Linked DNA regions of Homo sapiens: region 2 is linked to region 1. Evidence: read pairs that join two places in POLR2A ChIA-PET (ENCODE). Cell type or tissue: PC-9. All regions are shown on one strand. Links, peaks and the distances in the headings refer to the core of each region. The heading gives the core; the rest is flanking DNA.

Region 1 (4,403 bases), core at 311-4,310:
GATTTTTTTTTTTTAATTTTAGGGCTTTTTCAGTTATTTTATAGGTGTTCATAGAAGCTTGAAATATGAAATGTTAAATATTTGTACTGGTGAATTTGTTTGGTATTGACCAGATAATTCAGTCACTTTTTCTGTCTCCTGTCGTAATCCTAAACCTCAAGCCAATTGCCCTTCTAACCATGCTTATTAGTTATTTTCCATGAAAGAATGTTTCAAAAACAGAAAACCTGGTTTCTACACTTGGCTCAGCTGTGTGACTTTAGGCGGGCAACTGAATTTCTCTAGGCTTGATTTTTCTTATCTGAAGATGAGGTGATTAGGCTGTATAATCCTTAAAATCTGTTAGAATGCTTTCTTATTCTGTGTGTATGCACTTTTTATTTACTATTGTCTTAACACTATATAAAGTGTTATGCATATATTTTGAAAATATGATTTAAATATCTTTATTTTTATTTTTCCATAAGTTATTGGGGTAGAGGTGGTATTTGGTTACATGAGTAAGTTCTTCAGTGGTGATTTGTGAGATTTTGGTGCACACATCACCCGAGCAGTATACACTGCACCATATTTGTAGTCTTTTATCCCTCGCCCCCCTTCCGCTCTTCCCCCCAAGTCCCCAGAGTCCATTGCATCCTTCTTATGCCTTTCCATCCCCACAGCTTAGCTCTAAATATCTTTTCATTAAGGTTTTTATAATATAAATTGTGTCTGCTTGAAAAGATCTTTCATATCAGATTTCTAAGTTGCTGAAAGAGAATGGGGTTTTACATACTTCTGGTTGTAACTAAAATCATTTAAAAGAATAGGGAGGGGTGATGTTTTATTAATTTGTTGAGTATCTACCCTCAAGTTTTTCATGTGAGAAATTACAAATTTGAATGTCTTTTTTCATCGTTTTTAATGTAGAGAAATCTTGTACAAAACCATCGCCATCAAAAAAACGCTGTTCTGACAACACTGAAGTAGAAGTTTCTAACTTGGAAAATAAACAACCAGTTGAGTCGACATCTGCAAAATCTTGTTCTCCAAGTCCTGTGTCTCCTCAGGTGCAGCCACAAGCAGCAGATACCATCAGTGATTCTGTTGCTGTCCCGGCATCACTGCTGGGCATGAGGAGAGGGCTGAACTCAAGATTGGAAGCAACTGCAGCCTCCTCAGTTAAAACACGTATGCAAAAACTTGCAGAGCAACGGCGCCGTTGGGATAATGATGATATGACAGGTATGAATTGTATAGATGGTATGGCCCATACATCTGTTCCAATAAGATTCAGTTTGGTATGTTGAACATTTTATCAGTTAACTCATGAAAAATAAATGCTTTTGTTTTATCTATATGTTGAGTATCCTTTGCTTGCATATGGTTTGTCTACCAGTAGTATAAGTTGGTTATGTTTAGACTGAAGTAGATCACGATGTGGTTCTTGGACTAGTTCATAGAAACCTGATCTTATAACTGTATTACCTTAATATCTGCAATGAAAAACACTTGAGAACAAACTATACGTGTTGTTAGCATTGCTGACCCTCAGCTCCATGTTAAAGAAATCCTATTTCATGGATTCAAAAATTAAATAAACTTGAGGGACTAAGGTATGCAATGCTGTTCAGTAGGGGAGAAATAAAATGTCAAAAAACATAAATTGAGCAGCTGCAAAGTATATTATTACACACAGTGCTAGAAATGAATGAAGTGGCTTGATCCTTACCTTTCATGAGCCTATAATCGGAAGGGGAACCTGAGAAGTAAAGCAACAGTTATGCAACAGGGTTATTTATGGTATGATCAATTTCACTTATCGCCTGCCTTGTTACAAAAAAAAAAAGCTTTGAGATGACTTATAAAAATATCTGTATTTTGAAACCAGAAAAATGAAGTCAAGGTGAAGAGAAAATACGGGAAGGGAAAACAAAGAAGTGAAAAGTAAAGTCATTTTATTAAATGCAGACTGTAAAGTCTTCCTTTTGCTAGAGGCCTATGCGAAGACATGAAACAGTTATCAGTTACATGACTAACAAGCTAAAAGCAGAACCATCTTTGGCACTAAGACTTGCAATTTGGCAGTAAGAGCTGAGAGAACTTTCTTTCATGTGTCCTTAAATATGACTTTGTGGGAGCCGATAAACCTATAAGGTTTCTTAAGGCAGGCAGATGTCCTGGCTCCAAGCTCAGTAAAAGCATTTCTTTTTTCTTTTCTTTTTTTTTGAGACAGAGTCTCACTCTGTTACCCAGTCTGGAGTGCAGCAGCACAGTCTTGGCTCATTGCGACTTCCGCCTCTCAGGTTCAAGCGATTCTCATGCCTCAGCCTCCCAAGTAGCTGGGATGACAGGTGTGTGCCACCATGCCCAGCTAATTTTTTTTGTATCTTTTGGTAGAGATGGAGTTGCACCATGTTGGCCAGGCTGGTCTCGAACTCCTGACCTCAAGTGATCACCCGCCTTGGCCTCCCAAGTGTTAGGATTACAGTAATGAGCCACCGCATCCAGCAGTAGAAGCATTTCTAAAGTGAGCTAGCATAGTGCAGGTAGACCCCACGGTGCTTGCAGACAGCTCAGTGGCTACTGGGCCTCACCCAAGGAAGCATTCCTTAGGTGGTTCTCAGCCTGGCTGATTGTATCAGAATCACATAGACCATAGGATTAGAATTTCAGAAATGTGGTGGAGCTCAAAGATGTGCTTTTGTCTTATTTTTTTTAAAGCTCTTTAGGTAATTCTGATGCATAGCCAGAATTGAGATCAAGTGATCTGAAGAATGGGGCTTGGATGGTTGACAGATATTTTAGACTGGATTAAACCAGATGGACTACATATATTTCAGGCAGTCTTCCATACATATCAGTTCTTTTAACTGAAATGTTGATAAGAATTAGGCAGCAGAGAGTTTAAGATTATGTTTTCTGGAAGTGATGATAATAATCTCAAGAGCAAACAGTATGTAAAATGCTAGGTATTGCAAATATTTTTTATTCTAATATAAATTTTTTTATTCTAATAGCGTTTAATTCTTATAATCTTGAGATATATACCACTTTTATCTTCATTTTATAGAAGAAGGAAACTGGGTTCATAGAGGCTAATAAACCTGTCCACAGTTAGCCAGCTCAAATTCAAATCCCAATGGTTTGACTTTAGAGCTCTTAACTCCTGTGACCTGCCTGATGATTTTTTTGTTTTTGTTTTTTTGAGACAGAGTCTCACTGTGCTGCCCAGGCTGGAGTGCAGTGGCGCAATCTCGGCTCACTGCAACCTCCGCCTCCCAGGTTCAAGCAGTTCTCCTGCCTCAGCCTCCCGAGTGGCTGGGATTACAGGCACATGCCATCACACCCAGCTAATTTTTGTATTTTTAGTAGAGATGAGGTTTCACCATGTTGTCCAAGCTGGTCTTGAACTCCTGACCTCAGGTGATCCGCCTGCCGCGGCCTCCCAAAGTGCTGGGATTATAGACGTGAGCCACCTCGGCAGGCCACCTGATGTTTTTTGGCACATAGCATAGTCTATGGTGTCAATTAATACCTATTTATTTTAGCAGTGGTGAGGTAAGAGGTAGGACTCGACTCCAGATGCGGGACTTGGACACTGGACAAGATAGAGAAATAACAACAACAACAAACAAATAAATTAAAAAAAAATTGAGGACTAGCTAAAACAGGGCCTGGGGGAAGCAGCTTTCCAGTGACATGCCCACCAGTGTGCCATGTCAATTCATCATTGCCATGGCAACACCCAGGAGTTACCACCCCTTTCCATGGCAATGACCCAAAAGTTACTATCCCTTCCCTAGATATTTCTACATAAGCTGCCCCTTAATGTGCATGCAATTAAGAGTAGGTATAAATATGATTGTAAAACTGCCCTGAACTGCTACTCTCTGCCTATGGAGTAGCCCTGCTCTGCACAGGGAATCAACAGAGCTGTAACATTGCCTCTTCAATAAAGCTATTTTTTTTTTTTTTTTTGAGGTGGAGTCTTGCTGTGTTTCCCAGGCTGGAGTGCAGTGGCACAATCTTGGCCCACTGCAACTTCTGCCTTCCAGGTTCAAGCAATTCTCCTGCCTCAGCCTCCTGAGTAGCAGGGATTACAGGCACACGCCACCACACCCAGCTAATTTTTTGTATTTTTAGTAGAGACAAGATTTCACCATGTTGGCCAGGCTGGTCTCAAACTCCTGACCTCAGGTGATCCACCCGCCTCGGCCTCCCAAAATACTGGGATTACAGGTGTGAGCCACCGTGTCCTGCCTGCACCTAGGTTATAATACTAGCCTTCTAACTGGTCTTCCTGCTTCAGACCTCTGCCCTGTCCAGTCCCTCCTCAATTTTCACACCAGCGCGATTTTTCTAAAACACTTGCCTGCTTCTGCTTTAAACTCTCCCAGGACCTCCCCATCACCTCCTGATTA
Region 2 (4,403 bases), core at 337-4,336, 49 kb after region 1:
ATGTGTATCAAGATGTCATTATATGTGTAGGTTTATTTTTAGGCTCACGGTTCTGTTTCCTTTGGTCTGTTTCCCTATCCCAATCTCAATGACCGTAGCTTTAAAATAAATCTTAATGTCTGCTAAGGCCAGTCTCCTAACTTATGGAGTAATGTATAGTAGTTCCCCCTTATCCTTAGTGGACGCGTTCCAAGACCGCCAGTGAATGCATGAAACCATAGATAAGTACCAGACCCACTTGCCATCAGTCATAACACGTTTCTGTTGATGTCTTACACCCACAAATTTAATGCCTTTTGTATTTTAATTAAGCACTTACCATTTACTGTGGTGGTAACTTTTGCAGTTGGAGATGTGACAACGAAACTAGCATGAATTTCTTTTTCTTTCCTCACAATTTCATGGATAGAAGATTTATTCTTACTGTAGATCTTGACAACCTCAGCATACGATTTTTTTTCTCTCCTTATTAAGTTGAAGACTTTCACCTTTTCACTTAAAGGAAGCACTTTATGGTTTGTCTTTGCATATCTACTCTTGCACTTTGGGGACCTTATTAAGTCAGATAGGGGCTACTTGAACACAAGCACTGCATACTACAGCAGTTGATCTTTTTTTTTTTTTTTTTTTTTTTCTGAGACGGAGTCTCGCTCTGTCGCCCAGGCTGGAGTGCAGTCGCGGGATCTCGGCTCACTGCAAGCACCGCCTCCCGGGTTCACGCCATTCTCCTGCCTTAGCCTCCCGAGTAGCTGGGACTACAGGTGCCCGCCACCATTCCCGGCTAATTTTTTGTATTTTTTTAGTAGAGACGGGGTTTCACCGTGTTAGCCAGGATGGTCTTGATCTCAGTTGATCCTATAACTCAGAACGCTACTAAGTGACTACTGAGCAGGTAGCAGGTAAGGCGTGGATACGCTGGACAAAGGGAGGATCCACATGCCAGGTGCGATGGCAGGAGATTACATCATGCTGCTTAGAATGGCATGCAGTTTAAAACTTACGAATAGTTTGTTTCTAGAATTTTTCTTTTAATATTTTTCAACTATGGTGGACTGTGGGTAATTGAAGCTATGGAAAGTGAAACCATGGATAAGTGGGGGGCTACTGTATGACTATTCTTGGTCCTTGCTTTTTCCATACACTGCTGCACACACACACACCCCCTGCCATCACCTCATGGAAATATATATACATATATGTTTCACTTTTTTCTTTTCTTTTTTTTTGAGACAGGGTCTCGCTCTGTTGCCCAGGCTGGAGTGCAGTGGCACGATCTCGGCTCACTGCAACCTTTGCCTCCTGGGCTCAAGCGATTCTCTGCCTCAGCCTCCCGAGTAGCTGGGACTACAGGCAAGCGCCACCACGCACGGCTAGTTTTTGTATTTTCAGTAGAGATGGGGTTTCACCATGTTGGCCAGGCTGGTCTCAAACTACTGAGCTCAAAGGTATCCGCCTGCCTCCACCTCCTGAAGTGTTGATATTACAGGCATGAGTCACTGCACCCAGCCCTGTTTTGCATTTTACAGTTGAAAATGTTCAAATGTACACAAAGCAAAAATAGTATAATGAACTTTCAGCTTAATTAATTATTCGTTTTCAGGTTTCATTTATCTCCCCACAACACACATGCATTTTTGTTTTGTTTTGTTGCTTTGCTAGGGTGTTTTAAAGCAAATACCAGAATTTATATTCTGTCATTTCTAGGTTGCAGGTCTTAAGTGTTGGCAAATGCCCCAAGGGAAGTCAGGGTTTCAGACTAGCTTACTATTCTTCATTCTCCCTTGCTCATTGATTTTGGCCTTTGAAGGATTTTTCTACTTTCTTGTCAATTTAATTATCTAGCATTTGGCGGCTTATATAATGGGAGGATTTTCAGACTATTTAATGTATCATATTTGCTGGAAACAATACCATGATTTATTTAAATAGTCCCCTATTACTGTCATTGAATTTGTTTGGAATTTTTTGCTATTATGAAAAAACAGTGACTACACATATTAGAATCTGTGTGTGCATATTTATATATTTGCTTCGGATAAATTTAGGTGAAACTGTAGGATCAGAAAATGCTCATTGTTAATGGTTTTTGATTACTGTTATCAGGTTGCCTACGAGTAATAGATCATATTATACTTTCACCAGTGATGCATAAGAAACTGTATTACTCACTCCCTAACCAATCAACAGAGGTTGTTACTGTTTTTTCCAGACTTAGCCAATCTAAGGTTTTAAATTGGTATGTTCTATTTTTATTTTTAAAAATTCTAATAGAGTTGACACACTTATTGGCTGTTGGCTCATGTGTGCCTATATGTGTTTCTTTTCCCATTTTCAGGACCATTTGGTCTCGTGAATGTTTTCCTCCACTTTGACTCGTATCATAGGAATTCATGGCTGCCAACAATCCAGGGCAGTTGTCTGCCCTTATCTTTCATAGATATATAAAGAAATATTTACACATGAAATCCAATGTCTAGGTTTCCTTTTATAGAAAGGGGAGAAGTGGGTAAGTTGTAGATAAAAGGCACTTGAGTGTGTTTCTCATTGTTATAGCTGGTTTTGGTACCTGGGGCTCATTATACTGTTGTTTGTATTTTTTATTTGAAGTTCACCATAATAAAGAGCTTTATAGGATAGTTGGCAAGAGCTACCAGTTGATATTTTTGGGTTTTATTTTTATGTCTAGCTAGGAACAATAATAAATGTTAAATATGTTTCTCTAAGCCCAGTGTAACTAAATTTTAACTTTTAAATAATAGCTTTTTAATATTTAATTTGTACCAACTTAAATGCTGCTTAATGCTTACTGACTTAAATAGTCTTATTTTCTACTAATTTCTCTTAATTTGTTTTTAAAGAATCCCATAGGAAGGATAAATCTGGCTAATTGTACCAGTCGTCAGATAGAACCAGCCAACAGAGAATTTTGTGCAAGACGCAACACTTTTGAATTAATTACTGTCCGACCACAAAGAGAAGATGACCGAGAGACTCTTGTCAGCCAATGCAGGGACACACTCTGTGTTACCAAGTATGTATTGGCCTATAAATATTTCTATCAACTAAGCAATTGATTGCCCACTATGTACTTACCACTATGAGAAATATCACAGATGGTCCTTGACGTTGAAAAGGGCACAGCCTTAGTGAGAAAACAAAACACACACAAAGCAGTAAGTGAACCATCTATAATAACTAAATTAATGTAGTTAAGGAAAGTATAATACTCAGGTTGTATCTTAGCTAATGTTTTCCAGTATGCTCACAGTGGAGGCATTTTCATGGCAGTTAGATAATAATCTTTGGGTTAAGTTTAAAGATTTCATGCGTAGTTGAGGAGTCAAGCATTATTCAAAGAGACTTTACACATCCCTTCCTTCCATTCCCAGAATACCCTCGTGTAATCAGATGACTCACAGAAACAATCTCATTCTATTCTGCAAATTTCTGGATGGAGATTAACAGAATAAAACTTTTGGGAGTGCCCCTTTTTTAATTAACCCTGATCTCAAGTGTAAGATACGAAGGCTTATTGCTAGGATTCTAAGATAGGTTTCTTTGCTTGGATGCCTAAGAGAAGCTTGAAGACCAACTTCAGTGTACAGAGTTGTCATTAGGGACAAAAGTTAGAATTTGATAAGATGTTTGGTAATTAGGCTGTTGCTGGATATTGCAGATGGGGGGAGATTGGTAGGACTAGCTTTATGAGTTTCTAATGTGAAAATATTAGAAAGCTACAGCCAGGAGACACAATACTAAAATAGAACAAAGTTGCCCAGAGACTGCCGATTTGTTTTAAAATAGCTAGATAGAGGACTCATTTGATGGAAATTTTTGATGTCTAGATTACTTCCAGATTTATTCATTTTAACTCAATTATTTCAGGGGCCTTCTATGCAGTGGTGGAATCAGACAGGGCAGGACAGGCAAAATGGATTTCTAATCATTTTGTTTGATAGCGACGTGTCCATGGTCACGGTCAGTGGAGGAACCAACCAAAGTGCAGTATCCAAATAGTTCCTGACCACAGCGGCCCACTTCAGCCATTTTGAATATCACTTACATTTTTTTGTATAACCTTATTTTTTACTGGTTGCGTAAACTCTCTTAGACTTCTCCGTAGACCTTCCCCTGTGATAAAAATAGCAGATTACATGTTGCTTTAATTACTCTGTACCTCATGTACTTGTAGTCTTTCTCACTATAAAATTATAACTTGGATGGGTACCCTTCGCCCAAGCATATGAGAGTAGTACATTCTCAATTCAGTCTTGGCTGAGTCTTCAGCTTTGCTTGGTGACCTAAAATTTATTTTACTTTTTTGATGGTGAGAATATAAACATTCTGCAGTTCTGCATTCTCCTTTGCCTCACTGATGTGTTTCCTTACGGGGCCTTGGGCCT

The links. Peaks named below come from ENCODE experiments on the same cell type or tissue, not always from the same donor. Only the 100,000 strongest peaks of a DNase experiment are listed, where the experiment ranks them.
Region 2: POLR2A ChIA-PET joins it to region 1 with 5 read pairs; 7 of 35 experiments call an interaction of 5 or more read pairs at or near these places.

The regions. Positions count from the first base shown.
Region 1 is chr7:36,398,170-36,402,572 of GRCh38, forward strand. ANLN (anillin, actin binding protein) reads left to right here. Exons shown (of 24, transcript NM_018685.5): 3 at 910-1,224. Among named protein-coding and RNA genes, the nearest start is that of ANLN, 11 kb to the left of the region's middle. In PC-9, for the core only: no CTCF peak of the experiment used is centred there; a DNase peak (open chromatin) is centred at 2,602.
Region 2 is chr7:36,446,807-36,451,209 of GRCh38, forward strand. ANLN (anillin, actin binding protein) reads left to right here. Exons shown (of 24, transcript NM_018685.5): 23 at 2,859-3,031. Among named protein-coding and RNA genes, the nearest start is that of ANLN, 59 kb to the left of the region's middle. In PC-9, for the core only: no CTCF peak of the experiment used is centred there; no DNase peak of the experiment used is centred there.